7 separate regions of the Mus musculus genome follow, and all the other regions are linked to region 1. Evidence: chromatin loops called from intact Hi-C (ENCODE). Cell type or tissue: heart. All regions are shown on one strand.

Region 1 (4,000 bases):
AGGGACTTGCTCACATTTCTCCCTACCCCCACCCGCCCTTCCCCTTTCCCTAACAGCTAGCCATTTGAAGCCAACCTCTCTTGAGCAAAGCAGAAAGAAGGCTTTATTCCTTGGATGTAGAAGAACTTGGTGTTTCCCACTCTTCTGATATAAAATGTTACAAAAAGTTAAACAGTTTTTGAAACATGTGGCCTCAAAAAGATTTCTTTTTGGAGGCCACCGGTTCTTGGCTTTGGAAAATGGGTTCTCCTCAAAAGTGTCAGTGATTCTAGTGTGGGGTGCAGAGGAAGGACACTATCTTTACAGCAAACCCACCAACTAATTCTTCCCTCCAAGTTACAGAATGGCAACAACTTGTTAGACCCCAGGGACAGACACCTGGAGATTGGTGGAAAAGCACAATGTCTGGCTGGAATAAAAGTGTGCACCAACCCGGACTCTCCTGGGGACACCTGGAATACCTTCAGGTGACCTGAGGCCTGAGTATTTTCATAACTCTTAGGATGTGACAAGGCTCTTCTGTAACAAAGAGACCAATCTGGTTCCCAGGAAGAAGGGAACACATGAGGTTAGGAGAACTATAACCTCAGGCATTGCTAACAGTACTGCAGAGCAAGGGATCCGTTTAAAAATTGCAACTTTCAGCCCATAATGCTCTGTTCTGAATGCACTGGAAAGCCGGTTCAGTAGGGCTCCACGTGCCTCCTGGCACTCTCCCCGCTCAGCCTTGCCTCACAAATCACACCCTTTGCCCTAAGCCTCTCCACCTGCCCTTTTCTATACAACTCCTCCACCACCAGGGATTCTGTGGGGTCTCTGCCCGACTCTGCTCGCCTAGCTCCAGGTCAACGCCCCAAACCCCGGCCCCAGGCCCACCACCCTCCAGCCCTTTCCGCGGAGCTCCGCTTTGTCTCTCCCTACTAACCCCATCCTCCAGGCCTCTCCTAGACCTAAGATCCCTAAGCTTTCCCGTTAAGGTCGCCCCGGTCTTTCTCTCGCAGACAAGACCCTGGAATTCACTAAGTTAACCCCATTCCTCTAAGCTACAGTATCTCCTTTGGGACCTTAGGCCACGCCCCCCGTCTTGCCCCCAGGCCCGGTTGCCCAGCCACCCTTTCCACAAAGCTTCGCCCCGCCCCTCTGAACCTGGGCCACACCCCTGCCCCGCCCCTCACGCCCCGCCCTCTTAGAGGCGCGGACCACGGAGCCCCGCGCCTTTTGTGTGGAGCTTCGCTGCGGCGCGCGCTCATTCCCTCCGCGGCCGCCGACCGAGGGGCGTCGGCGCGCGCAGTCTCCTCGGCGGGCGGAGGGGTCCTCCGCCCCGCGTGCACCCCGCACCCCGGACCCCATCCTCCGGCCGCCGCCCCGAGTCTCAGGCGGACGCGCGCGCTCGCTCCCGCCCGCGAGACCCCGCCGCTCGCCCCCTCCCCCGGCCCGTCGGCGGGCGGTCGGGACGCGCACGCGCCGGCCCGGGCACGCGCGCCCGCCAAGATGGCAGGGGCCGGGGCCCAGCTGTCAGTCGCCACCGCCGCCGCCGCCGCGGCCGCGCTGCCTCGCAGCTAGCGGCCCGGACGCCCGCCGGAGAAGATGAGCCCCCGCCGCCGCCTGCAGCCCAGCCAGACGCGGAGCCGCCGCGCCCGGGGTCGGCTGCCCCGCTAGCGTCCCGTCGCGCCGCGCTTTCATCCCCGGCCCCGTGCCCGCCCGGCAGCCACGATGAGGTGAGTCGGGGCCTCGAGCGCAGCGAGGCCTGGAGCGCCCGGCGTGGAGGGTGGGGTGCCCGGGCATCGAAGCGGCCCCAGAGCCCCCAGCCGGCGGCCCAAGCACCAGAAGACGCTCAGGCCGCGGGGTCCGCGGGAGGCCGCGCCCGCCTTGCGGTGCCTTACCGCTGCGCGCGCCGCGCCGGCGGTCCACACTTTGCCATCCGCACGGAGCTCTTCTCCATTAGGGCGCTCTCCTCTTCACCTTTCTCTTCTGACCTGTCCCCTTTCTCTTGCCAACCCTCAGAGTGTGCAACCCCAAAAGGTACGGCTTTTGATGTGCCACTCAGCTAGAACCTTGTCAACACCCAGAAACCCGCGTGCCCTCTTCATTTGCTGCACCCAGCCTTCCTTTCCAGACTAACCTTAGCCTGCTTTCTGGGGTGGGGTGGGGCGCGGGGCAGCGTATGCCGGGTTTTCTTTCTCTCTTTCTTTTTCTTTTTTTCTGTGCAATTTTATCTTCTAGGCACATCTTTCTTAAACACCGTAGCGTCCAATTGTAGATTCGGTTCACCTGTTCTGTGAACTGTTTAAATCAAATAATGCACTGTTGTAATTTTTGTGTCTGCCTACTTTCATCAAAGATATTTCTGAAGTTCGTCCATAGTGTTTCTATTATCTACTTACTGTCCTGCATAGTATAGATAGTACACACTGTATCCATTCTACTGTTAGTAGACTTTTGAGTTGTGTGTAGCTTTTCCCCATTAACGTTGCAATGAATATGCCGGTGGGTGTACTTCCTAAAGCATTCATATCTATTGAGTAGATAGTTTCCCTACCCACAAGTAAGTTGGGTTTTTTGTTTGTCTGTTTGTTTTGTTTCGTTTTTTTGTTTGTTTGGTTTTTTTTACATAAAAAACATGTACATCTTTTGTCGTAGTTGATAGAACTAAATCCCCAAAATCATGTTATCACTTTATACCAGCAAGCATTTACTAGCCCTTGTTTAAAAATTCCTGACACCTCTTGGTATTGTCTGTGTGAAATTTTAGCCATTATGGTGAGTGTGAAGTGACATTCCATCAGGGTTTTAATTTGCAGTTTCTGGTTGACTAAAGCGACTGATTGTCCATTTGTGTGTGTTTGGTGGTTTTTTTGTTTTTTGTTTTTTAAATAAAGTGTCTGTTTAAGTATTGTCCAGTTTAGCTTCTTCTTAATTAGTAGAGTTTCCTATTTTTAAGTGAAGAAGATAGCTTGTTAACATTTTGAAGAAATGCTAGTATTTTGCTTTTCATATGAAATGATGCTGTCTACCTGGAGTTGGTTTCTGTGTAATGTGGAAACAGAATTCATGTTTTACTTTCTCCTAGCATGATTTATTCCTCGCTGTTTACCAAGATCACCGTTTCCATCAACTGCAATGCCACCTTTGTCACCTTCCAGTCTTCCATGTGGGGTCATTTCTGTCTGTCTGGAGAACATCTTTTAGTGTTTGTCTTTCTGCCTATTGCAGTGTTGGGTATATCAGACCAAGGGTCTTGTATGCATCCACTGGTTGAATTCCGAAGCTTTTGTCTGTTTGTTTTTTGTATCTTTTATGTGTATGCATGCATGTGTGCATACATTGTGTGTGTGTGGGGACACCCAAGCCTGGGGGTGGCATTGGGAGTTGCTCTTCAATTTCTTCACTGAGGCAGGGTCTCTCGGGTGAACCCACAGCTGGCCACTAACGATCTGTGGTCCTGTCTCCGCCTAACAGAATTGTAGGGAGGCTGCCACACCCACCCACTTTTATATGGGTTATGAGGATAGACCTTCAAGCTCGCATGGCAAGCAATTGATCCTCAGCACCATCTCCTCTGTCTGTGTTTTTGTTGTTTTTGAGCAGGGTCTCAGGCTGACCTGGAACTCACCATCTTCCTGTCTGTTGAGATTATGAGTGTACACTGCCGGCCCGGTCCCTTTAGTATTAAAAAATTCTGCTGGCACAGATTGTTAGGCTTTGTTTGAAAATGTTTATCCTTCACCTTCTTCTGGTTTATAAATAATTTCATTGAGATGAAACTCATAGCACAAAGCGTCCATGAAAGCATGCAATTCATTGGTGTTTAGTCTATCCACAGAATTCCACAACCATTCCCATTAGAACTTTCTCCTCCACTTAAAAGAATCCTTTCATTGATTAGTTTCAGAACTCAGGACTTCCCTTGCTTAATAGTCTTTAAAGCTGTCTTGTAGTCTGACTTGATTGTTCCTGTTGAGGAGTCACTTGTTATGTTATATAACATGTTTCACATGCT
Region 2 (4,000 bases), 120 kb after region 1:
TCACCTCTCCTGTGTGTTCCCAGCTCTGTAGGGCAGTCATCCAAGAGCTTCAGCTCCGACAGGCTTCCTGTGCATACTTCTAGTAGAGCGAGCCTTGCAGCACAAGTCTGTGTTCTCCTCTGTGATTTGTTGGCTGACCTTACTAGACCAAAAGCACCCTGAGGGTCTACTCCCCTCAGTGTATGGCACAGTGTCTGATTCACTGGAGGTGCCTGACTAGGTGCATAGTGGAGGCCAGCCCTCGGTGGTTCCTTGACCCAAATTCCTGGTCATCTCTGGACCCACAGTTCCTTACCTCTTAGAGACCCTAGGATCCAAGTACAAGTCCCACTTACATCTTGAGACCAACTTCAGTCAGTACCTAAGATGCAGCCAAGTACTTATAATGGAAACCGGCACTGCCAGGAACTCCTCACACACACTGGAGAGGCAGGAGCAGAGCAAGAGGAGCTCTGCTGTGCTCAAGGGTGTTAAGTGACTATATGCCAGTGTAGCCAGCACCCAATGCTGGGAGATTGGAATAGGAAGGGATTGTAATGGGGCTGGGTTCTGTAGGGCCTTCCTGAGACAAACTCTTCTGCACCTCATCTCTGATGAGCAAGCTGCCCTCCAATCTTTTGAAGGACCCAGAATAAAAACAGTAGCTGGACACCCCTAGGTGTTGGAGACTGACTCCTCCCCTTTGCTTTTCAGGGCCCATTCTCCCCCCTGGGCATCCCTCATCGGCAGCCAGCACCACTCTCTCCTGTAGTGGACCTCCACCCCCGCCTCCACCCCCAGTTCCACCTCCACCCACAGGGTCTACTCCCCCACCCCCACCCCCACTGCCAGCTGGAGGAGCCCAGGGGACCAACCATGATGAGAGCTCTGCATCAGGACTGGCTGCTGCTCTGGCGGGAGCCAAGCTAAGGAGGGTGCAGCGGGTAAGAGTTCCTGTCAGGGTAGGCAGGCCAGCCACCCTTTACGTATCACTCTCATCTCTCACCCTGTCCTCACCTGTTCATCAGTGAGACACTGAGCAAAACTCTCTTCCCCTGGATCAGCTCCCAGCTGCCTTAGTTAATAAGTACTGAATCTGCCCTTGCTTTTCCCGTGGAATGTGCTTCCAGTTGATTCAGCTCCCCACCCCGGGTGCACATGCTCCTGGAAAGATCTGCAGATAATATAAGTCTGCTCATAAAAGAATGCTCTGATGCATATCTCTGGCTTGAAAGTTGCTTCCCTCCTCCCTGTAACTAACTGGCTTTGGCAAGGACTCATGCCTGTGGGCCTACCAAGCCTGTCCCTGAGCCTCCCTAGATTCTGGTTTTCCGTGGACTTGAGAGTGTTAAACTAGCAGCCTCACTCCTAGGATCTTTCTGGGTCAGCATCTGACACACACTTCTTCCTTACCCTCAGCCAGAAGATGCATCTGGAGGCTCCAGTCCTAGTGGGACTTCAAAGTCCGATGCCAACCGGGCAAGCAGTGGGGGAGGTGGAGGAGGCCTCATGGAAGAAATGAACAAGCTGCTGGCTAAGAGGTGAGTACAGTGCCTCCTAGAGGAAGCCACTGTCCTCAGCTGAATGTCATTGCTAAGACACATTTAGGGGGCCTAGAACAGCACCCGCTGCACTTGAGAGACAAGCAAGGGGCTGGAGAGATGGCTCAGCAGTTAAGAGCACTGACTGCTCTTCCAGAAGTCCAAGTTCAATTCCCAGCAACCACATGGTGGCTCACGACCATCTGTAATGAGATCTGATGCCCTCTAATAATGTGTCTAAAGACAGCGACAGTGTACTCACATACATGAAATAAATAAATTACAAAAAAAAAAAAATTAAAAAAAAAGAAGAAAAAGAAACTGAGAGACAAACAAATACAACACAGTCCCAGAGTTTTAGAGCACTGCCTACAGACACCCCACTGCCCCCAACACTGCTTCTGTAGGCAGCGTTAGCCTTCCCAGACCTCCTAAACAGTCTAGGCAGACATGAAGCAGCCTTCACAGAACAGTATGTTAAGGCCTGCAAGAGGAAGAGACGGGTCTCACAGAAGAGGCTCTACCTGTCCTCTGCTTAAAGAAGTGCAGTTCCATGGGCTGAGGGTGGCAGAGGTGCCAGCCGGGCAGTGTTCAAGCACAGGCTGAGAAGCCGGCACATGGAAGAGTGGAGGAGGCCAGCTGGAGAGGAGGCTGAAAGAGTGCCTCACTGCCCAGCTGGATCTCAGAGCTGAATAGGGCTTCAGATAACAGGAGAAAACATTTTAGAAAAGAAAATGTTTGTACCCTCCTTCAATCTAAGACCAGTGAGCTTAACAACTTGGCTTGGATGATGTATCCCAAAACACAGGATCTCTAAAAACAGGAAAAGGTTAGAGTTGCCAGGAGCCAAGCAGACGCCAGGTGCTGGGGGGGTCGGAGGTGGGGTCCAGGCACTAAAAAAGCAAATGTGCCTTGCACAGTCTGCAAGGAACAACCAAGCAAGTCTTTGAAATCTGCTTCATGAGATTAGCAGTCCTGCAGCTTTTTCTCCTGCTTCTCTTCTAGCAGGGCTCCACCTACAGTGGAGAAGTCACAGGTGAGCACCTCCTGAGGGCTGCTGTGCTGGCACAGGCACATACGTGCCTCTCAGGAGGCACTCACCAGTGTAGACTGCAGTGGCTTGGTCTGTATTGTCTGTGTGATGGAACACATGCCCGATCACATGTTAGGCAAATGACTACCTCTGAGTAGTCCGCACAGGCGTCCCTCTGATTTTAAGAGATGGAATGTGGCTTCTGGGCATCAGTGGGCATCATGGGGTAAAGCGACTAGGCAGACCAGTGAAGAAACCTTTGTCACCCAGGAAGAGGTGATGACAGCTGCCGTGGAATAGGCAAAGGTTAAGCTAGGCCAGAGTGGGAAGAAATAGAGAGAGAGAATTGATGAACTTACTGGTCCTAGTCTGTGGGAGGAATAATTTGTCAGAGGCCAGTTTCCACAGGTCAGGGGAAACTGAGGCAGGTGTAGAATCAGTGATTGATCATTCAGCAGACTTTTCTCTGAGGGCGGAAACTTGATTTACTGGAGCCAGTGAGAAACTCTTTGGAGCTGGCAAAAAAAGGAGGAGAAGATTCACACACACACATACACAGACACACATATACACACATACACACACACATAAACACACACTCACACAGACACACATATACACACATACACACACACATAAACACATACAGACACACATACACAGAAATACAAACACATAAACACACACACATACACAGAGATACAAACACACAGACACCACACACATACATATACACACACACACACATATATATATGTATATGTATACATATATATATAACAACTATTTTTTCTTCCACAATTTATATATCCTAACAAAATCTTTCAAATGGTACAAAATGAATCACAATGTGATTACCTTCTATTTTTCATTAAGTGATCCATTACAGTGAGTATTCATAGAAAAACATATTTACCAATACTCTCACATGAATAAACTTTTCTTAGAACAGGTTAAACAGTACAGGTTTAAAACAACAACAACAGATTATTCCCAAGAACCCACATGCATTCATAACTAAGCAACTTGTTATAGATTAACAAAATAAAAGCAAGCAAAATAATTTTCTCAGCCAGTTTCTCTTACTGGCAGGCTGCAATTTGCAGTTACAAAGAAAGAATTATTATTTATCTTTAAAAATAATGATAAAATCTTAAGAGAATCATAAATCTAAACTTTTATGTAAAAAACAGTCATTTTTATTTTAAGTCCCCAGGGTGCATCTACTCATTAACGATTTTTTTCATTAAGTAACATCAGGAAGCTAGGGCAAAGGTGAGTACAAGAAATTAGTCATCACCTTGCTCGCCAGCCCAGCCTCGGGAAGGAAGAGGTGCATCAGCTAGGACCAGTCAGGCTACCATTGTTTCTTGTTCCCTGTCCTCAAAAAAATTCCCTCACTCAACTATTAATAGTTTTACTTTCTGACCTTCAAATTGTTCCCCAA
Region 3 (4,000 bases), 100 kb after region 1:
TCACCTGACTGTTGTGTAGGATGCCGTGTGCCAGGGAGATGGCCTTAAGTGCTACTCCCTCCCCCTGAGCTACTCTGTTCCCACGGCCAGCGTTCTCTCCAGGCTCACCACAGACATCTTGTAATAATGTTATTCCAGGAGCGCAGAACTAGGACGGCACTTGAAGCAAGGTGCCTACATGGTAGGACTTTGCCTCCTTCCCCTAAAGCTGAATTCAGCTGACATTTCCAACCCCAGATGGGGTCTGCAGAGTTGGAACTGGAGAAGGAGCCTGAGGTGTCTTGAAGCCACAAGTTTATTATCAGTAGTCACGTTCAAGGCCTCTTAGCAAAACAACTGAAAATCACACAGATTTGCAAAAAAAAAAAAAAAAAGAAGAAGAAGAAGAGGAGGAGGAGGAGAAGGAGGAGGAGGAGAACCTAGCACCCCGAGAGAGAGAGAGAGAGAGAGAGAGAGAGAGAGAGAGCAAAGCCAAGGTGCATTTTAAAGGTCTGAGGAGGTTCCGGGGAGGGCATTGTACATAGAACATGCAGGAATACACTGTCAAGACTGACAATAGGCCACATGAGCATGAGGGAGCACTTGACCCCATTCATTTTCTGAGGCTCCCTCTTATGGGGTTCAGGAAGAGGAGGAAGTGGCTACTAAGGGGTGTAGTTTAGGTGGTTTTGTTTTGATTTATAGACTAGGTCACAATCACTTTCTACTGTGCATGTCTCTCATTGTGAATCTAATTGCAATGATATGATATGCATACCCAATATACGTTGGCATAAGATAGGAAATATGGGGTTCTCCTTAAAAGTTTATAGACAGTTTTGCTTTATATAGTCAAAACCAGTTCACGACAGGTCAGCTCTTTTGTTCTTCCTACCTATCTACCTGGATACATTAGGAATGCACTTGTACAGAAAAAAATCCAAATTCAATAACTGCATGGCAGAGAAATGTCTACTGTTTAGAGAGGAGGTACACATAGTCTGATATCACGCAAGGTGGGGATCTGAAGAGGTTCTGAGGTGCATTGTTCAGAGAGAGCTACGTGCATGGTGCATGCAGGTAAAAGAGCTAGGCTGCCAGGTGCATTATCGTAAGAGAGGTGGAAACCAAAACCAGCTAGGGTCATAGGATCCTAAACTATTCCTTATGTTTTCCTGCCTCAAGTTTGCATTTTGTAGGTAACAGAACTAACCCCAATCCTGAGTGAGGCTTATATAGAATAGATTAAAGCTAGGTCCACAACCAAGCATTCTCCTCCTATCCCAGCCAGTCTGGGTCTGAGATGCCATTTCTTCCTGGAGTCTGCGGTCAGAGTGGTGCTTTGGGAAGCAGGCAGGTGCAAGGCATCTTTTCCCTTTTGGTTCTTGCTAATGAAGACTGTGCAGACCTTCGAAGTAGGTATAGTACAGGGCCCACCAACACTTCTGAGAAACAGACTACCATATTTAGAGCTTAGGACTCTTCCTTTTGGCATACGAAGAATACTTTTCCCCCCATGAGCCTGAGTTCCAGTCCCTGCAACAATGGTGTGAGTTTGAATTCACAGGGGAGCAGCCCTGCAATTGCTGATAGCCCATCTGACCTTGGGCACGACCTGAGCCTCAATTTCCCATCTAGAATGCAGTACCTATCAGAAATGAGATCATGAAGATAAAAATAGTAATGACAGGAGTTTTGAAGACAAATAAGGGCAGAACAGCTTTAGCCTGAAGTTAGGGGTCAGCCACATAGTGTGTCCAAGCTCTCTGTGGAGGTAGTGGCTCCTTTAAAAGCATGAACTGGCTACCAGAAGTTGCAGCCTGGGAAATCCTGGATGTTAACTTGGTCTGGAAAGGGGCAGGAAGCAGAGCAGGAGGATGAGTGATCAAAAGGCTGCAGGCTTGAGATTAGGCTGGGCTGATTTCAGATTGTTTCTGAGGAGTACCAGGGGCCAGCATTTTCTCTAGGATTCACTGTGAATAGGCTTGGTCTATCTCCTCACTGTGAACCTGGGTGAAGTCTTAAACCTCAGAGCTTCTTGAAGTCAGCTTCAGTTTTGCTTCCCACAAACCTTATTTTGCTAGAAATTATGAAACTTTTCCCTGGAAGAGATAGAACTCCTAAACTGTTTTTTGCATCTCCCCTGCAGTGGGGATGTTGGCTGTTGGTATGGCTTCCTCTGGGTGTGCCTTTTGGGCCAAGGTCACACTTCCTACCCAGGCTTTGTTTCCAGGCTCTGCTCATTCCATCTGCCCTGCCCCCTACTGGCCACACTGTAAACAGTGGCCCTCTGTGTTTGTCTACCCACCTCACTAAGAGAACCTGAGCTTTGTAACAGTCTCCATGCCAACAATACACAAGTCCCCTTCACACTTTGCTCCTGCTAGGCCTTCCCCACCTCTGACCCCTTCTCCCTCCTCACCTGCCTGACGTAATTCAGAATCCCCATAGTTCCTCGCTCTCCTCAGTGTGCCCCTGTTACTGTATTTTTTTTGCCTCTATCCTCACGGTAACACTTGGCACAGCACATTCGAGCACATGGATTCAGCCAGGTGTGGAAATTAAAGACCGGTCCCTAGAACCTCAAAAGCCAGCCTGATACCTGATGCCAGGTACACCCTGACAAGGCTTGGGGATGTGGCAGGCCTGGAGCTCATTTACAACCCAAAGTCCTTAACACAGTTCCAGCTGCCTTAGACCATGTTTGGGGAGGAAGGGATGTGTGCTGGGCCAAGTCCCAGGAGAACTCTATCTCATGGTCTCCTCCCAGCTCCCTCATCTTCAGCCCATAGATTTACCGTCCCTCTCCTGACTGTATGGACAAACCAACAAGTTCGCCTTGACTTCCCTTTCCAGATAAGGGCCAGGCATCCATCCAGCCTGGCTGCCAGTGCTGTTTACGTCAATGACCTGCACAGCCCTCCACAATGCACCTTGCCTTTGACTTACTTTATGACTTGGCGTAGTGCGCTCTCCTGCTTGTGATATTTCTTATGTACCACTCTGAATGTGGATTCACTCCAGATGCTCAGAGAACCTGGATCCTTCCCAGGACTCTTGGTTGGCTGGGTTCAGTTATTGAGTTTCTCTGGAGCAAGTTGCCTTCCATATCTGTATTTATCTACACCCTAAGAGACTGACATGCAAGTGTTTGTGGTGCATGCATGAGCGAGTGAGCGAGTGGGTTCACCATGTGTTCTTCCATTGTATTGTGCACCTTGCAAACATACCCCTCGCTTCCTGCTTCTGTACCCTCTCCTGAAGACCACGATGAAGCTCCTGAACCGCCAGCACCATTTGCCATCTGTGAAAATGGGCTCAAGGTGAGGGGTGCTATCTGTGATTGAGGGACATGGTCAATGGAATTGTCTCACACAGAAATCGCACCCGTCACCTTGGCCTGCTGAGCACCACCAGAACCAAGAAGCACAGCACCCCAAACCAAGCAGCAGCCCTGGTGAAGTCCCCGTGAATGTGGCCGTGATGTGTGTGAGCTGTGGAAGGAGCTGTGGATGCAGACCTGGGCAGTGTGTGGGGTTTCGATTCGGATTCTGTAACCGCCATGACCAGCAGAGTGAGAGATAAGAAAGCAGTTCAGTCCAACATGCCTAACTATTGGTTCAAACTTCAGGAGTCTGACCCCAAATAATTAAGTTTAGGCACATTTAAGCACAGCACAATTTGGTGCTTTCCTGGTGATAATTAACTCAGTCCTGTATATACAACAAAGCTTAAGATGTGACTACATCAAAACTCTTTGTAAAGTACGTGTGACATCTTCCATAAAGATGAGTTCTGTAGATTGACAAGCTCACAGTAAGAGTCTGGGGAGGATCCTGTGTGGTCTCGGCCACATAGATAGCACAGAGGTCACCAGGCTGTTAACCACGTTTGCTCCCAACCTTCTGGGCAGATAACAGGTTATGTGTCCCTCCCTTTGAAGGGACAACTCTGTGTGTTCAGCATTCCTGGTTCCCTAGTACTTATCTGTGAGCACAGAGACCTTCATACCTCCCACAAG
Region 4 (4,000 bases), 340 kb after region 1:
CGCCACCTCGGCATCCCTCCCTCGCTCCCGGCGCAGTGACCACCCCCTCCTCACTTACCGGCGGCCCCCACTTCGGCCCCACCAGTCAGCACCCCCAAGTTCAGCCACCGGTACCTCTTGGGCGTCCGTGGAAACACCAGCCGGCTGGAATAACTTCCGGTCTCGGCATGCCGCTATTGGCTGTCCAGGCAGAGGAGGGCAGAGACCATCTCCGATTGGCTGAAATTGCTGGCGTCGTGGTGGAACGCGACTGGGCGGCCCGAGTGCTGGCCGGACCGTTGTAGGGGTGGACCAAGAGCTTCCGTGTGTGTGTGTGTGTGGTGAGCGGCGGGCCCGGGAGGGAGGGGGCCGGGATGTGGCGGCCGCATGCTTCTCGCTTCTTAGCGCCGGGCTCAGCTCGCCGCTTGCCTTCCTGTTCTTCCCGTTCATTCCTAGAGTGCTGTGCTCTGAACTCTTTACCCATTAGTGTTGACAGCTTGGCTAACTTACTCATCCTTCAAAACCCGTGTCTGTTTTTTGTTTCCCATCCTGTATCCATGGCCTCTGGGGCAAGATCCGTGTGAATTTCTACCCACATCAGATCTATCATAGTGCCTAACACAGAGTAGGAAACTAGGACCCGTGTGTTGAACGGGAAAATTCTGTCTTTAACTTTCCCAGTTCCCTGCCCCATCACCTTGCTGTCTGCAAATTCATCCAGATTGAGGCTTCTTGGACAGTGAGCTAAGCACACAGGACACCCTGCCCCATGTATCCGTGCTCCCTTTAGCTTTTCAGTATTCGACTTCAGTCCTCAGTCCTCTTTTTCCCCCATTTAGCCTCTTCCTCTTGGTTTCACCTCCCCCCCCCCCCCTTTCTCATGGCATTTTTTGGACTTGGGTACAAGATGGCTACCATCATCTCCTAAACGGTGTGCATCTCTCTCAGCCGTCTCCCTTCATATATGTTTTCTTGACTCACCCTTGACTCCTCTTCATTGGTATTGGTTCTGTTTTAGTCACAGTATTGTGAACACCTTAGTTCCCTCAACCTCTTCAGAGCGTCACACTGGTGTAGTCTCTCTGAGACCTGTCTCAGCTCCAGAAAAAGATGCAGTCTTGGGCCCAGCTACCCTGTATCCTTTTCCTTTTGAGTTCACAAGTCCACGACATCGTCTGGCTCACGAGTCAGGGATGTTTTTGTCTTTCTATGGCTTGGGAGTGTGATGAATGAAGGACATCATTTACTGTTTTGCCTACTGTGGCAGATGTTGAGTGAGAGAATGAAATCTATGTGTGGTGCATCTGGTGTCCAGTCCCTTGCTGTCGTTCATTTTCTATCCCCTGTGGAGCTGATGAGCCACACTGTCCTCAGATCTGCTATAGGCCTCTTTTGTGAGTCTACCCTGCAGATAACCGTGTAGCTTAAAACCCAGGCTGTGACCGAGCTCTATATAGTATGGTGGTGGGAATCAGATGGGTTTCATTTGAGGAACCAGGAGATTGGCCTCAACTCCCTGCTGAATATGTAGAGATCAAATTATTTGCAGAGCATGGGTCTATCTCTGTGTGGTTAGTCTCTAGTGGGATCTTAGTTTGGTTGGAGAGTGGAAAGCTGGTTTTAGAAGTCCTTTTTCGAAGATGTTTCTAAATGTGGACATTGTTACCTGCCTGGATTCAGCTGCTGGTAGGAATGATAGCTACAGGCATTGGATGATGAGCAGACTTGTATGGCAGTGGGATTCTTAGGGCAAATAATGCCATTAGGGGACAGATGTGGAAGGCTTTGAGTGGAATTTTGGAGCCCAGTGTGTGATCTGACATGGTGATATATACTTGTAATGCCAGCACTCTGAAGGCTGAGGCAGGAAGACTGGACTAAGACCAGCCTGGCTTACATAGTGAGTACTTGTAATGGGCTAGGGAGGTTCATCTGTTAAAGACACTTGTTTTGAAATCATGAAGACCAAAGTTTGGATCCCAGCACCCATGTAACAAGCCATTTCACACTTGCTTGTAACTCAACCTGTAAGAGGTCACAGACAGACTATGTCTCGAATAGATAGAAAGTGAAACAGCACAGGACTCCATCTTCTGGCCTCCTTGTATTTAGGAGAACAGGTTTGCACATTCGCATAGGCATGCATACACTTACACAGCAAACACACAAGCATAAAAAAAGAAGCGGGCTAGCTGGTCCATGGCCCAGGCTTGCACTTTGTCCCACTCCACCCTCTGCTGGCTGAGATATGCTCAGCATCCTTATTTTCTTTCTGTCTGTACTCACAGAATTAATACTGAGTTTTAGACCAAAGCAATTCTTACTGAGAACTAGCTGATAGAAATTTGTGAATGCTCAGAATTCCAGGAAAAACTTTTGAATGGAAATTTAGTACCCTGTGAACCTATGCATTTGGGGTGAAACAAACAGATTTGGATGCCATGTTTAGAATTGCTCTTGCCACAGTTGGGTTGACTGGTGACTTAGGACCCAACCTGGGCTTTGTACGTGCCCGGGCAGTACTCTGCAGTTGCTCTGTTTCTCTGGACACGGATTTTTTCTTTTTTTTTGTTTGTTTGTTTTTAGAGACAGGGTTTCTCTGTGTGACCCTGGCTGTCCTTGAACTCACTCTGCAGATCAGGCTGCCTCGAATTCAGAAATCCACCTGTCTCTGCCTCCTGAGTGCTGGGATTATAGGTGTACATCATCATCTCCAGGCTGAGGTTGTTTGTTTTTAAAGACTGGGTCTTGCCTAGGTATCCCAGGGTGTCCTTGAAGTCATAATCCTCCTGCCTCAGCATCACGAATGCTAGGCTCAAAGGTGGGTGCTGCCATACCCAGGTCCCTCTTGCCCTCGTGCTCTTTTTCTACATTCTCTTTTTTCTTCTCTTCTGCTTTGCAGTGCGGAGGGGCAAACCCAGAACCTTGCATGTGTTGACAAGAATTCTGTCAGCGAGCTTTAGCCCCAGCCCCACAGAGGTTTCCATTTAAAAAATTATCTGTAAAACCAGGAAGTGGAGGCCCAGGCCTTTAATCCCAGCACTAAGGAAGCAGAGGCAGAAGGATCTCGGTAAGTGTGAGGTCAGCCTGGTCTACAGAGCAAGTTCTAGGATAGCTGCAGCTACCCAGAGAAACCCTGTCTGAACACACACACACACACACACACACACACACACACACACACACACAGTAACTAATTATTTCTATTTAGTAGGAGACCCATTTTTTTTTTACTATTACTTGGGTTTTTATATATTATGTAATATTTAAATTAGGGTTAACATACATACCTTGTCAAATATCATTCCCCCCCCCTTTTTTTTTAAAAAACAAACAAACAAACAAACAAACCTTTTATTGTATACATAACTGGGAGACAGCATGCGTCTTAAGGCTCACATGCTGAGGTCAAGGGAAATTTTTCATGAGTTGGTTTTTCTCTTTCCACTGTGTAGGTTCCAGGGACTGAGCTTAGGTGTGATGACGAGTGCCTTTAATCCACCGAGTCATCTTGCAGCCCAAACTATATTTTTTAGTTTCCCCTTTTAAAAAGGTATGTTTCCTATTTTTAATTGCGCGCATGCACCTATCGTTGGTGTGTGAGCTTGTACATGCGAATGCAGGTAGTCATGGAGCTCAGAACAGGGCATTGGATCCTCAGGAGCCAGGACTGCTGTGGCTGTGAGCTGCCCAGGGTGGGTCCTCTGGGAGAGCAGTACACGCTGCTAATCACTGAGCTACCTTTCCTGCGCCAAACATAATTTCTCTATGTTGAAATATCTGAAATCCTTTTCTATTCTGTATGTGTTTGTGCTTGTGGAGTTTGACGTCTTTGAGCTTCAAGGGGACATCCTGCCCCGAAGTGCAGAACGACTCGCGTTATTAACGGTTGCTAACTCTAGATCTTGTTTACTTCTAGGAAGTCACCTTTGTGTGACTGTATGGCCTCGCTGGTGGCATATGATGATTCTGACTCCGAGACCGAGGCTGACCCTGCCAGAAGTGGGGACGCTGCAGGTCA
Region 5 (4,000 bases), 330 kb after region 1:
TTGTTATCAAAATGACTTTACCTCTTGCAATCAATAACTCCATGTCTATAGCTCACACAAGAGAAGAAGCCTTCACTGGACAGCTGCTCTGTTGTCTCAGCAGTCCTAGGCTCAGCACCGGAAAGAAAATACATGTCTAACAAGTTTCATCTGCGGAACTATCTGTGAGCAGACTTGCCTTGCTCTCAAGTACACAGCAAGTGGTATCTTTTAATCACTGACTATTGACAATTTGCACTCTATCTGATCCGATTTTGGAAAGAGGAAACATTTAATCTTGTCACTGCTCAGGGAATGTCTGTAGCCTGGAAAAAAGCAATGAACAGACCTGCTAACTTGCTTCCTATTTCAGAGTAGTGTGGGCCAGGACATAGAGACTCAACTTAAAAGCCAGTGTCCTAGTGGTGTCGGGAGAGAGGCAGGTGAATCTCTGTGTGTTCTAGACCAGTCAGGGCTACAGTGAGATCCTGTCTCAGAATGAGGATAACATTACAGTGTTATTCAAATTTAATGTTAAACTGATAGAAATGCCACTGTTTAGCCTACCAAGTAGGATTACAGGAGAAATTACCCATTCTTGAGCATTTTATTTATCTTAGGTTTTTACCTGAAAACCATTTAGTCCAATCCACTGTGCCCACATGGTGAGTTCTGGATAATCAGGTGTTCAGACATGACTTTCTCTCTATACCACTTATTTCCTTTAAAATATAATAGTCTGCTCAGACTAATGACCAAGGAAAGCTACGGGGCTGAATGTGAGGTGGACGGCATCGTCTGGTAACATAAACAGACTCCTGAGAAGACAGCTGGATGGGAAGCAGCAGAGGAGGAGGGATGGAGACCTAAGAGTGGAGGCAGCGAAGGGCATGAAGTGCCTTTGCTGCCATTAGAGCTGCACACTGACCAGCTCCTAAAACTCACCATTAGCGAGCTCCTTAAAAGACAGAGGACCAAGAAAACAGGAGCAGGTGGCAGTGACAGGACCCAGCATGAGAGAAAAAGATAATCTGGGAAGGGCTGGTTAGGAGGGCAGTGAGTCCACTTCACACCACGGACTACCAGAGACCCCAGCATCGATGATGAAGTAATAACATACGGGCAATAACAGGAAAGCTGGCTAGATCTGTTCAGGAAACAGTTCAGCTCATTCCATCCAGAAGTTTCCATGGGAAAAAGACAGTGGTATGTAGATCAGAGACTACTATACATAACAGTGGGAAGTATACCAAGACCAGCCTTATACCTCATACTCCCTAAATAGCCGATCACAGAGAATACGATTTCCAAGAAATGAAGTTAATACTCCGAACACAAAGACTCCTCCTCAACCAAAACAAGTCCCACAGCTATCTAGGAAAGGGGCCGCACAGAGCTACGGTCTCCTCACCATGAGGCCAGCTGGCAGCTGTCTCCAAGGCCGTGAGCAGATGGCAAGCTATGGCACATCTGCGATGCCTGTGAGAGGAAGGGAAGAGGAAACTCACCTGGGACTCCGGGGCACAAAGGGCGGAGAGCACCAGGGGCACTGGCATCACCAGCTCGGTGCACTACGGAGCATGCCCAAAGGGATACTTGGGAGTTTATGACAGGAGAAATGGAGGACAGCAGGAGGCTAGGGTGAGGACACAGCCGCAGAGAACAGAAAGAAATGGGGAGTAGAGCAAGAGAGAAGAAAGCCAGAGGAGGGGTTTCTGACCTAAAAACAGAAAAGACAGAGTACCAAGTAGATCAAATGAATAATATGATTTCTGAGAATTAAGGTTTGCAAGGAGTATTGGTCCTATCCCTGGAATGTCAGGGCACTAGAACAGAAATGACTCCAATGTCCCTAGGGAGGACAACAAAATGTGCTGACAAACAGGCCACAGGAATGCATTCCAAGGGATGTTGGGTGTGGTTTCCCATCACTCTAGTATAAGCAACCAGGAAGCAGAGGCAGGAAGATGAGAAGTTCATGGGTAGTCTTGCCTATAGCAGGTTGAGGCCAGGCTGGACTACACAGAGATTCTGTGACAGACAAATGAAACAACAGAATTCGAAGGGAAAGTTGCTTCCATCTCAGAACTCCACACCCAGCTTGACTATCAATCCAACCTTAGGGAAGGTTATTGGCAGAGGTCCTGTAAGACTGCCTAAGATGTTACCTTTATATAGTAGCTGCCGAGTGTTGAGATTCAACATCCAGGGAGGAGCCATGATAGCCCCACACTGCTTAATGGTGGGGATAGAGTCTGAGAAATGTGTCGTTAAGCATCGACACCATCAGTGCACTAAAGTAGATGGCACAGGCCTACTACTTGACTAATGTGAGCTTTGATACAGTCAAGAGACTGGATAAACATGGGATATAGGGGGCTTCTGCCAAGGTAATATGGCACAAATCTTGCTATAATTTAGTAAGTGGGCATACAAGCTTAATGATAAAAGTATACTGAATACACACACCAGGCCTGGATACCTAGCCTTGAGGCTGTGCTAGCTAACTCTTATTGTCGCCTTGATTGGATTTGGAATCACCCAGGTGATATCGGTGTGTCTGTCAAGATGTTTCCACAGTGGTTCATCAGGTGAGGGATGATGCGGGTAGTGGCATCCCACGTGTTGGGGTGTCAGACAGACTCGTCCGACACCATGAGGGTCTGGACCCTCATACTGTGAGATAAGAGGAACTCTTCCTCTCTGAAGCTGGTGTTTTGGGTCAGCTATCTGGACAGAAAGGAGCAAAGTTGCCAAGACAGTGGCAGAATGCTTCCTTAGCACATACCACATCCTATCATAAACAAACAAACAAACAACTCCCACCCAGTAGCAAACAAAAGCTCACACTATACAAAAGTGACTTAACCATAAACACAATGTTGACTGTGTTCACAACCTATCGGATCCTGCTATCTGTGACTGTGTTATGTGCTGCCTGTTGGCATTATGAAGAAAAGGCCAGGCAAACAGAAATTAAGGCAAACATTAACCCTAGAGAAAACAGAAGGTGGGAAGGAAAGGAAAAGGGCTCATGCTTTAGTTGATGGTTCAGCTGTCTATGTGTTTACATAGTGTAACAATGCCTGTACTGATAATGACCTGACTAGAACTGCGACATATCCCGGCAGTTGGAGGAGGGGAAGTGTGTGTGAAAGCAGGAATCCGTACAGCCTGGGCCAAAGCCCCAACTTGAAATTAAGAAAGGAGGGAAATAGTAGACATGTCCAAGTGTAACCTTAAGAGGATCAATGGTAGGGACTGACAATGTCTGTGCATGCTCAGAGCTGGGGAGAAGAGGCTGGAAGATGCCGGGTGCTCGGGGTCTTAGCTGTGGGCTCTGTATTCTTGGGTTACAGAACGAACATAGGACAGGAACTACTAAACACAAAGAGGTTCTTCATCTGCGCTGAGGACGTACACATCCCATCTTGTCACTTTTCTCACTGTCACTGAAGTGCCCAGGAAATAAACCTCTGCACATGCTTACAAGGCGGTTCCTACACAGGGCAATTCAGGTGGGAAGCTTACCCTAAATGCAGGTGGCTTCATTCCATGGAGAAAGGGCCTAGGCACAGACACTCATCTCCATCTCCTGACAGTGATCCCATGTGACCAGCTGGCTCACAGTCCTGCCTCTGCGCTCTCCCTGTTATGAAGGACTAACCTTAAACTGTGAGCCAAACACACTCTCTTCCTTAAGGTGCTTTTGTCCTGCATTATGTCACAGCAACAGACAAAAAGGTGACTACTATATTCTCTACAGGTACAATATAGCAACAAAAACAAGACAAACCCAAACCCAACCAACCAAAAGACAAAAACAACAACAACAAAAAAACCCCCAATCCAACCAACCAACCAACCAACCAACCAAAAGACATGGGGCATCACAACTAATTACACAGAATACACACGATACTAAGATGGCCTCAAGTGTAGAGCAGATCACTCGTGAATACTATACTACTTCATGTGAGGGACTTGGGTATCCATGGACTCTGGCACCTTTGAGGATCTG
Region 6 (4,000 bases), 58 kb after region 1:
TCAATCTTGCGTTCTAACCTCGCTGAGGGGAGAGCCCCGACACGTATGATGCCTGGCACGTCTTGGCCTACTAAGCTTGGCAGTGCGCAGCACTCCTGGCCTTTGTCACTCCAGCCACACCAGCCGTGTGATGTTTAGCCCTCATCCCTGCATTCTGTCTTCTTTCTAGGCCTTCACTCAAGTGTTGTACGTATGTATGTATGTATGTGTGTGTGTATGTATGTGTGTAATAGGCTCTAGTGAATGTGTTAAATAAATAAAGGAAATGAGAGTAGAATTTGAGAAAGGTTAGGTAATTCACATAAAGTCAGCCCAGCAGCTAGAGTGAGGTCTGGTCAGTTTCCTATTTTGCATGTCTGCAGTAACATTTTGTTAATTGGCTTAGGTCTTAGCAGTCAGTACAACCTTTCAGAGACTGTTTTGGGATCCCAGGATCTATCATAGTGCCTGTCACACACACATAGTTGTAGGAAGACAGGACAGCGGAAGAACAGAGTATCCTCTTGGATAGTGACTGACTCTTCCTACTCCCCACATCTCTATGCCTCATCTCTGCACAGTGATTGGAGCAAATGATCATGCCCTACTTGGTGTTTGTAGACTCGGCCCTACAGAAACATGAGTGCTTCAAGTCAAGAGGTTATTTTTTTTAATTGATTGATTGTTTGATTGATTGATTGATTTTGGTTTTTTCGAGACAGGGTTTCTCTGTGTAGCCCTGGCTGTCCTGGAACTCACTTTGTAGACCAGGCTGGCCTCGAAATCAGAAATCTGCCTGCCTCTGCCTCCCAAGTGCTGGGATTAAAGGCGTGCGCCATCACTGCCCAGCCCAAGAGGTTATATTAACACCTATCACCACCATTCATCTAGGAGATGTTAGATACCTGCTGACAGAATTTGAACCAAGCCGGACTGTGAGGCCCACTCTTTGATTTCCTAGATCCTTTTCAGGTTTGCCACCATGTGGGTTTTTACAGGAAACAGTAGGAGCACCTGGTTGGAGGAAATCAGCACAGAGTAGGGAGTTAAGGTCAAATCCCAGCAACCACATGGTGGCTCACAACCACCCTAATCCCGCAATGAGATCTGATGCCCTCTTCTGGCACATCTGAAGACAGCTACAGTGTACTTAAGTATAATGATAAATAAATCTTTTTTAAAAAAAAGTAAGGACGGGGGCTGGGAACAGAGTAATACAGGTGATCTTCACTAATACCATGGTTTTGGTAGTAACTTAGAAGCCACAAGCAAAACAAACAAGTTAGTTGCCAAAATGGCAAGGCAGAATGCTCCAGTCTGCCTCAATTAATGGTGAGCTTACTCAACTAGAGGCAGGGCCGTGGGTCTGCAACCCAGAGACTGACGTCAGTGCTTACAGGAGAAACAGACACTGTGACTCCAAGAAGTCATCTCACCTGGCTACCTGTCTTATTAAAGCAGCCTGGGAGTCATGTGTAGAAGGACTCCTGTGGGTGATGAAGCATTGCTTTGCTTGTATTCTGTGTTTGGGAAGTAGTGAGGGCTGAATCTGTTAGCGCTTATCTGGCTCGGTGCTAACAACCCCAGTACTGGCCCATTCTAGTATTCTCTTACGTTAAAAACAAATAAATCTGAGGTGACAGAACAAAACTCATTACCTGAAGGAATGAAATGATGTGATATGAGTCCCAACATATTCTAGAATACCACCTCAGAGCCATGTAGCCTTTGGCAGTGACTTAGAGTTTAGAAGTTGCTCCCATTTTGTAAACTCTACCAACTCCAGGAGGAGCCTTTTTGGAGGTGGGAAGATGGGGCGGGGGTCCTTCTGCTCTTAGAGTGACCATTCACCTGACATTTCCTGAAAAGCTACTAAATAGACGCCATGGCTGAAAATAGCAAGTATGAACATGTCTTCCAGAGCTCACTATCCACAGGAGCTGCTGAAGACATCCAAAGCTTGGGATGAAGCAGCCAAGGATAAGAATCCTACCTTGGAACTCAGGGCTGGAGGAGAGTGGCAGCCCTCCAGGTTCCTGGAGTGAACCCTTGACCAGTGACTTGTGAGGTTGGTGGTAGAGTATAGGAGCTGACTGTGGGGAGCAGAGGATGAGCTGGCTTTATTGGATGCTCTCTCCCAGGCTGTGGTGGCTTCTCTGTGCCCTGCAGAGGGCGCCCTTTACCCCAAGGATGTAAGTTCATTGTGCTTTAATTCCCCTGACTTTAAGTGGGGCTGTTACTTACTGCTCCCTCAGAGGAAGCTCTCCCAAGGTGGCTGGAATTTAGAGGCTAGTCGGTGTATTGCTGAGTCATAAGTCTCTATTTACTGAAAGAAGCAGACCCTTGTCTCGGATCTGAAATTTACTAGAGAGAGGGAAAAGGCCAGCACGTTGTACAGACAACATTTCTAATGTCTTCCTACCCACTGAGAGTTGAGATTTAGAATGCTAAAAACTAGTCCCTGGAAGATGATCCTGTTTGCAGATGCAGTGTTTATGAGCAAGTGAAACAAACACAGTATGACCAGTCAGCGGAGAGCTGGGGTCTTTGCTTAGTCGGCATGTAGGCTCCCAGGTCTGAGGTTAAGTGATTCCATTACTGTTGACAAATGAGCTGTGGGGTTTTCTGGCTAAGGTAATGGGGCCAGAGACCAACTCCAAGCGTTAGCCTTCTCGGAACCTGTATCATCTCTCATTATCTCCAGAGCTCGATAATAAACAAGGTCTATTGACCTGCTATGGCTGCACCAGACAGGTGATATGGACAGCCTGTTCCTTTGAAAGGAGACTTAATGAAAGTGAGATTTCTCTGATGAGAGCTGTTCAAGCAAATTGTATTGTTACTGCTTTGATAGGATTGTGGGTCTTCTTTTAACACGAGCTAGAGAAGAGCTTTAAAGAGTGACTTTAACTTGAGAACCCTTGTACAGGTTCTCAATTGGGGTGGGGAAAGTGGGGGATATTGTAATCTAAACACAGGTCACTCCTAAACCCCTGAGAGACAGGAGGATTACTGCAGGTTTGAGGTCATCTTGGTCTACAGCAAGTTCTGGGCCAACAATAAATACTTAGTAAGACTCCATCTCAAAAACAGAGCAGCATTGTACATAGTAGAAAAGGATTTCCTGGAGAGAGGACACATTCACACACAAATACACCTCAGAGCAGACCCCAAGCCATGAAATAAGGACTTAGCACCTTTACATTTTATTCCCCGTTGTCTTCAACTGTAGACACATTTGGTAAGATTCCTGGTATGAACAGTGTGGGTCAGCTCATGTTTGCTCATGGCTGAAAAGTTAAAGGCAGCTTCCGTTAAAAACAGGCAAGAAGGAGCTAAACAGGTCCTGCTGCTCTGGGGACAATCCTTCCCAATTTAAAGTTCAGAACTTTGCTCATTTCTGGTCCAGCTTCTCCTCTGCTGCACATAAAGCCCTTGGTGGTCTTTCTGCCCTTCTTTGAAACGGAGCTAGCAGTTTAGCTTCTGTTCTCCAAAAGACAGCAGGCTTGATGGTGTATACTTGGAGTACTAGCACTGGGGAGGCTGAGGGAGGATAACCAGCTTGAGGCCAGCCTGGGCTGCTACTGGGCTACACAGGCAGGCCCATCTTAGAGACTGAAGAGTAGGAGACCTGCTTTAGGTGTGGGTCTGTGCATCTTCTTTGCTCTCTGTCTAAACCCATGGTTTTTGTTGGTGCTCTTTTCTCTCCTTAATGACATCATCTAAAGCCCGGGCCTGTGTCACACTCCTCCTCAGCTCCTTTTCCAACCTCAGTGGCCCTCTATGTTTCTCTTTTCTTCTGAATTCCCATACAACCCTTAAGGAATCTAACCTGTATCCTACTATTTAACTTTTCACTAGGCGGAAGGTGACAGGGACAACACTTAGGGTGCTTCCATCCCAGCTCCCTTGAGCAGAGCTGGGTAGGCTTGGCTTCCCAATACTGATGTTGTTCTAGTCTGTCTTTAACTTCCTGCCTCCTGCCAGTCATTGTTACACAGCAGAATGAAAAAAATGAAAG
Region 7 (4,000 bases), 200 kb after region 1:
CAAGTTAAAGAATCATGTATTCAGGCCAGGCGTGGTAGCACACGCCTTTAATCCCAGCACTCGAGAGGCAGAGGCAGGCATTTTTGGGAGATTGAGGCCAGCCTGGACTACAGAGTGAGTTTCAGGACAGCCAGGGCTACACAGAGAAACCCTGTCTCAAAAAAACAAAAAACAACAACAAAAAAATCATGTATTCATTAAAATATCGCAAGTTGGGGCTGGAGAGATGGCTCAGCAGTTAAGAGCACTGACTACTCTTCTGGAGGTCCTGAGTTCAAATCCCAGCAACCACATGGTGGCTCACAACCATCTGTAATGAAATCGGATGCCCTCTTCTGGTGTGTCTGAAAACAGCTAGAGTGTACTTACATATAATAAATAAATAAATCTTAAAAAAATATATATCGCAAGTTGGAAAAAAAACTACTTTAAAAATTAAAAAGAATTTTAATATAAATACAATTACCAAGGTATCAGAAGGAAATAGATGTATCCAGAGTAAACAAATATTTCTGCTAAATGATTCAACAAATAGTCAGGTGACTAAAATCAGCAGCCACGGATGCGAACAGGAAGACTGAGAAGGAGAGGACGTCAAATCGGCAGATGCAGACAAACAGAAGGTGCAAACCATGTCCAAGGCAAACATGAAATGCAGTCAGGATGAACACTTTGTGATCAAGATAACCGCAAATGGCCATGAAGATGTGACCTTGCCGCCGAGTGACACCAGGGGGAGAATAGAGCAAGGCCAGCAGCAAGAATTTGAATCAACCCCTAAAGATTAGGTGCGTAAAATTATGGTCAGGGACCAGGACGATGGCTCATTGAGTAGAGACAATTGCCAGGAAGCCTCACAAGCTAGACCCCATCCCTTGGACCTACAAGGAGAAAGGAGAGCAACCCTGTAAGTCGACTTCTGGCTTCCACACATGTTCTGTGGGATGAGCAGTCCCGCACATGTGCATACACATTTGTGCACGCACAAGCACAAATAAAGGGAAGAAAAGATAAGATTAGGGCTGGAGAAACGACTCAGCGGTTAAGAGCACTGACTGCTCTTCCGAAGGTCCTGAGTTCAAAACCTGGCAACCACATGGTCGCTCACAACCATCTGTAGTGGGATCGGATGCCCTCTTCTGGTGTGTCTGAAGACAGCTACAGTGTACTAACATAATAAATAAATAAGTAAATAAATAAATCTTTTTAAAAAAGAAATCCAATTTTTAAGAAATAAAAACTACAGAAAATAGGTAAGACTAAATTCTCTAACCACGAGGTAAATCAAACCAGAAATTAACAAAAGTAAAACCTGAAGGCCTTATACCTGCAACTTTGGGGGGGGGGGCGAGGTTGGGGTTTTTTGGGAGACATGGTTTCTCTGTGTAGCCCTGGCTGTCCTTGAAATCACTCTGTAAGACCAGAGTTGATCTAGTCTGAGCAGAAGGGTCTGAAATACAAATTATACTATAGCAAATGAAGTTAAGGTGACTTCTGTGACTCTCTAAGCTTCCTTCCTGTCAGCAGGATGGGAGCCATGACCCAGGTGCGTCCAGGTCAGTTCCCATTTGTGCTTAGCCAAGGGTTCCTGGGTGTGTGGCTTCCCTGGCCCACTCCCTTCCGAGCCTGTCCTCCAAATCCCTGCTCAGCACGGCTACCTTTATTAGACTGAGTCGCACTCATTTTCAGAGGTGAGGACTGGCGGTAAACGGTACGCACCCTAGGCAGGGACATCCTCAGCTGGGGACACACAGGGGCGCGGCCACTCCGCCATCGCGTCCCCAACTCAAGCGAACTCGCAACGGGGAAGCAATCCTCTCAGCGTCCACGCCCCGCGGAAACCCAAACCAGGCGGAGAGGCTGCGACCTCAGGAACCGTGGACCCGATGACTTGTTAGCGCACGCACGGTCGGGCCGTGGCCCCGTGGCGCCTCCTGCTGGCGTCTCTTTCCCGTTCGAGCACCCGGGAGGCGGTGCTTTGGGACCAGCAGACCCACCCCGCGCAGGCATTGGCTAGTCTGGTCACGTGCCGCGAGAGAGGCGGGGCCTGCACTGGCCTGCTGTTCTCCGTAGTCTGCTCTGTGGCTCCGCCTGGCTTCCTCCCTGCTAACTGCACTTCAGTAGCAGTGCATGCTGGGCTGTGTGTGTGTGTGTGTGTGTGTGTGCTGCGCTGTGCTCCCTCGGGATTTTTCTGGTACCATACAGAACTGCTTTTCAGGATTCTCTCCCCTTCAGATAGATAGAGGGTCTGGTATGCAGTAGGAACTCAACATTGTGTGGACACAAATATAGCTTAGGAACTACACCTTAGCTGATGCCTGCGCCTGCGTACTTTCCCTGGGGTCCCGGCTAGCTTTACTCTTGCCGTGAAAGAACACTTTAACCAAAAGCAACCTGGCGTGGGTGGTTGTGTTATGTCAACTATGGAGGGAAGCCCAGACAGGAACTGAAGCGGAGAGCATGGGGGAACGCTGCTTTCTAGCTTGTTCCCCAAGGCTTGCTAAGCTTGATTTCTGATACAACTCGGGCCTATCTGCCCAAAGATAGCATGTCATCCTACATCAATTAGCAATTAAGAAAATGCCCCCCCCCCGCCCGCCCGCCCCAGACCTGCCCACAGGCCATCCTGATTGAGGTAATGCGAGATTCTGTCTTCCCAGGTATGTCTAGGCTTGACAGAAACTGTATAGCACTTGGAGGTTCCCAAAGGCTGATGGCTGGCCTAGATCTTTAGGCTGGACTGCCTGGCAACAGAACTGGGAGGCTGAGGGGGCACCTGCGTGCTTGTCAGCTGAGAGCCTGGAGCTGAGCTGGAGGAAGAGTCGGGTCCCTGGGGTGGGTTGGAAGAGCGAATGGGAGTACAGGAGTGCCCCCGAAACAGCCACGGGTGCTTGCTGTCACTGACCAAGGCCGCGGGGATGAGACAGATGCCTCCTATCAGAACCCCGTTCTGCCCTTAGTCCCCTTCTCCAGACACACTACTCGATCTCAAGGGAATTCCTGGGTATACCCCACCTTACCCTACTTTCCACATAACTTGGCTGACTCAGCGCTGGCCCTGAAGCTCCTCAGAGGCTAGACCTGAAGTCAGTCTCAGTCCCAGGGCTGGCATCCTTTTTTTTTTTGTTTTTTCGAGACAGGGTTTCTCTGTATAGCCCTGGCTGTCCTGGAACTCACTTTGTAGACCAAGCTGGCCTCGAACTCAGAAATCCACCTGCCTCTGCCTCCCAAGTGCTGAGATTAAAGGCGTGCACCACTCTGCCCGGCAGAGTTGGCATCCCGAAGGCTGCCTGCAGGACGCCTCCTCCCTGGGCTCGCAGACAGTGTAGGCTGACTGACTTGCGACACTGAGCTGGAGGCTTCCATGGACCAGCTAGCAAGGTAGAGAGAGATCAGACGTGAAACAGGCCTGGAGGTTTCATGGGCTGTTAGAGTTGACGTCTTCATTAGGGACTGCCTTCAGTAACAGCTGAGAGTTAGCTGTGTTGGAGACCACCCACTGGAGGCTGAACTCTCTGCGTGTACAGGGCACCCCACTCCCAGCAGCAGAGCTGTTACGGTCTCAGAGAAATACAGGCAGATGAGTTTGTTTGGGGGCTTCCATTTTCTTTCTCTCCTTTTGTGCTTTCTTTCAATGACGTTAGTTGTAGGCACATACTTTGCTATTGTTTTTAGCCCCAGGGCCATAATTTGCAGTGTAGCATTCTACTCAATACCCCAGACCCACATTTTTCTGTTTTTGAGATAAGGCCTTGCTATGCAAACCAAACTGGCTTGCACTTGTGACCCTCCTTCCTTAGCCTCCAGGGCACCGGGGATTACAGGCTTGTGCCACAATGCTGGGCTCAGGTACACAATTTTATTTTTGTATGGACCTGCATGTATAGTTGCATACATGTTTACATGTGTGTACAGACGCACATGCTGCATATACACATGTGCGCGGGAGAAGAGCAGAGATCAGTGCTGAGTGTCTTTTTCCATCACTCTGCACCTTGTT

What was found. Peaks named below come from ENCODE experiments on the same cell type or tissue, not always from the same donor. Only the 100,000 strongest peaks of a DNase experiment are listed, where the experiment ranks them.
Region 2: a loop joins it to region 1, with 2.0 times the contacts of the local background. A loop is called at or near these places in 7 of 42 quality-filtered maps.
Region 3: it touches region 1 in a loop (5-fold over the local background); 9 of 42 quality-filtered maps call a loop at or near these places.
Region 4: a loop joins it to region 1, with 2.3 times the contacts of the local background. A loop is called at or near these places in 2 of 42 quality-filtered maps.
Region 5: it touches region 1 in a loop (2.4-fold over the local background); 2 of 42 quality-filtered maps call a loop at or near these places.
Region 6: a loop joins it to region 1, with 2.0 times the contacts of the local background. A loop is called at or near these places in 5 of 42 quality-filtered maps.
Region 7: it touches region 1 in a loop (6-fold over the local background); 17 of 42 quality-filtered maps call a loop at or near these places.

What each region holds. Positions count from the first base shown.
Region 1 is chr12:108,553,496-108,557,495 of GRCm38, forward strand. Evl (Ena-vasodilator stimulated phosphoprotein) reads left to right here and starts at 1,225. Exons shown (of 13, transcript NM_007965.3): 1 at 1,225-1,718. The coding sequence starts at 1,714. It overlaps Gm16596 (predicted gene, 16596), which reads right to left and starts at 2,123. Exons shown (of 3, transcript NR_045753.1): 1 at 1,884-2,123. In heart, a CTCF peak has its summit at 1,880; a DNase peak (open chromatin) is centred at 1,156; H3K4me3 peaks cover 2,778 bases; H3K27ac peaks cover 2,041 bases.
Region 2 is chr12:108,674,704-108,678,703 of GRCm38, forward strand. It overlaps Evl (Ena-vasodilator stimulated phosphoprotein), which reads left to right. Exons shown (of 13, transcript NM_007965.3): 6 at 694-923; 7 at 1,399-1,520. It overlaps Gm40571 (a long non-coding RNA gene), which reads right to left. Exons shown (of 2, transcript XR_003950261.1): 2 at 3,397-4,000. Among named protein-coding and RNA genes, the nearest start is that of Gm40571, 6.5 kb to the right of the region's middle. In heart, a CTCF peak has its summit at 1,559 (motif pointing left); a DNase peak (open chromatin) is centred at 18.
Region 3 is chr12:108,655,333-108,659,332 of GRCm38, forward strand. The region is part of intron 3 of Evl (Ena-vasodilator stimulated phosphoprotein); the gene reads left to right. It overlaps Mir342 (microRNA 342), which reads left to right and starts at 3,288; the gene lies at 3,288-3,386. In heart, a CTCF peak has its summit at 2,248 (motif pointing left); a DNase peak (open chromatin) is centred at 2,229; H3K27ac peaks cover 843 bases.
Region 4 is chr12:108,894,011-108,898,010 of GRCm38, forward strand. It overlaps Wars (tryptophanyl-tRNA synthetase), which reads right to left and starts at 164. Exons shown (of 10, transcript NM_001164314.1): 1 at 59-164. It overlaps Wdr25 (WD repeat domain 25), which reads left to right and starts at 262. Exons shown (of 7, transcript NM_177602.3): 1 at 262-303; 2 at 3,899-4,000. The coding sequence starts at 3,921. In heart, a CTCF peak has its summit at 2,219 (motif pointing left); a DNase peak (open chromatin) is centred at 211; H3K4me3 peaks cover 1,194 bases; H3K27ac peaks cover 1,012 bases.
Region 5 is chr12:108,884,244-108,888,243 of GRCm38, forward strand. All of the region lies in intron 2 of Wars (tryptophanyl-tRNA synthetase), which reads right to left. Among named protein-coding and RNA genes, the nearest start is that of Wars, 7.9 kb to the right of the region's middle. In heart, no CTCF peak of the experiment used is centred here; a DNase peak (open chromatin) is centred at 1,888.
Region 6 is chr12:108,611,150-108,615,149 of GRCm38, forward strand. All of the region lies in intron 1 of Evl (Ena-vasodilator stimulated phosphoprotein), which reads left to right. Among named protein-coding and RNA genes, the nearest start is that of Mir342, 45 kb to the right of the region's middle. In heart, a CTCF peak has its summit at 2,142 (motif pointing right); a DNase peak (open chromatin) is centred at 2,112.
Region 7 is chr12:108,756,091-108,760,090 of GRCm38, forward strand. Gm33628 (a long non-coding RNA gene) reads right to left here and starts at 2,101. Exons shown (of 2, transcript XR_381913.2): 1 at 1,720-2,101; 2 at 425-881. In heart, a CTCF peak has its summit at 1,996; a DNase peak (open chromatin) is centred at 2,021; H3K4me3 peaks cover 1,098 bases; H3K27ac peaks cover 1,155 bases.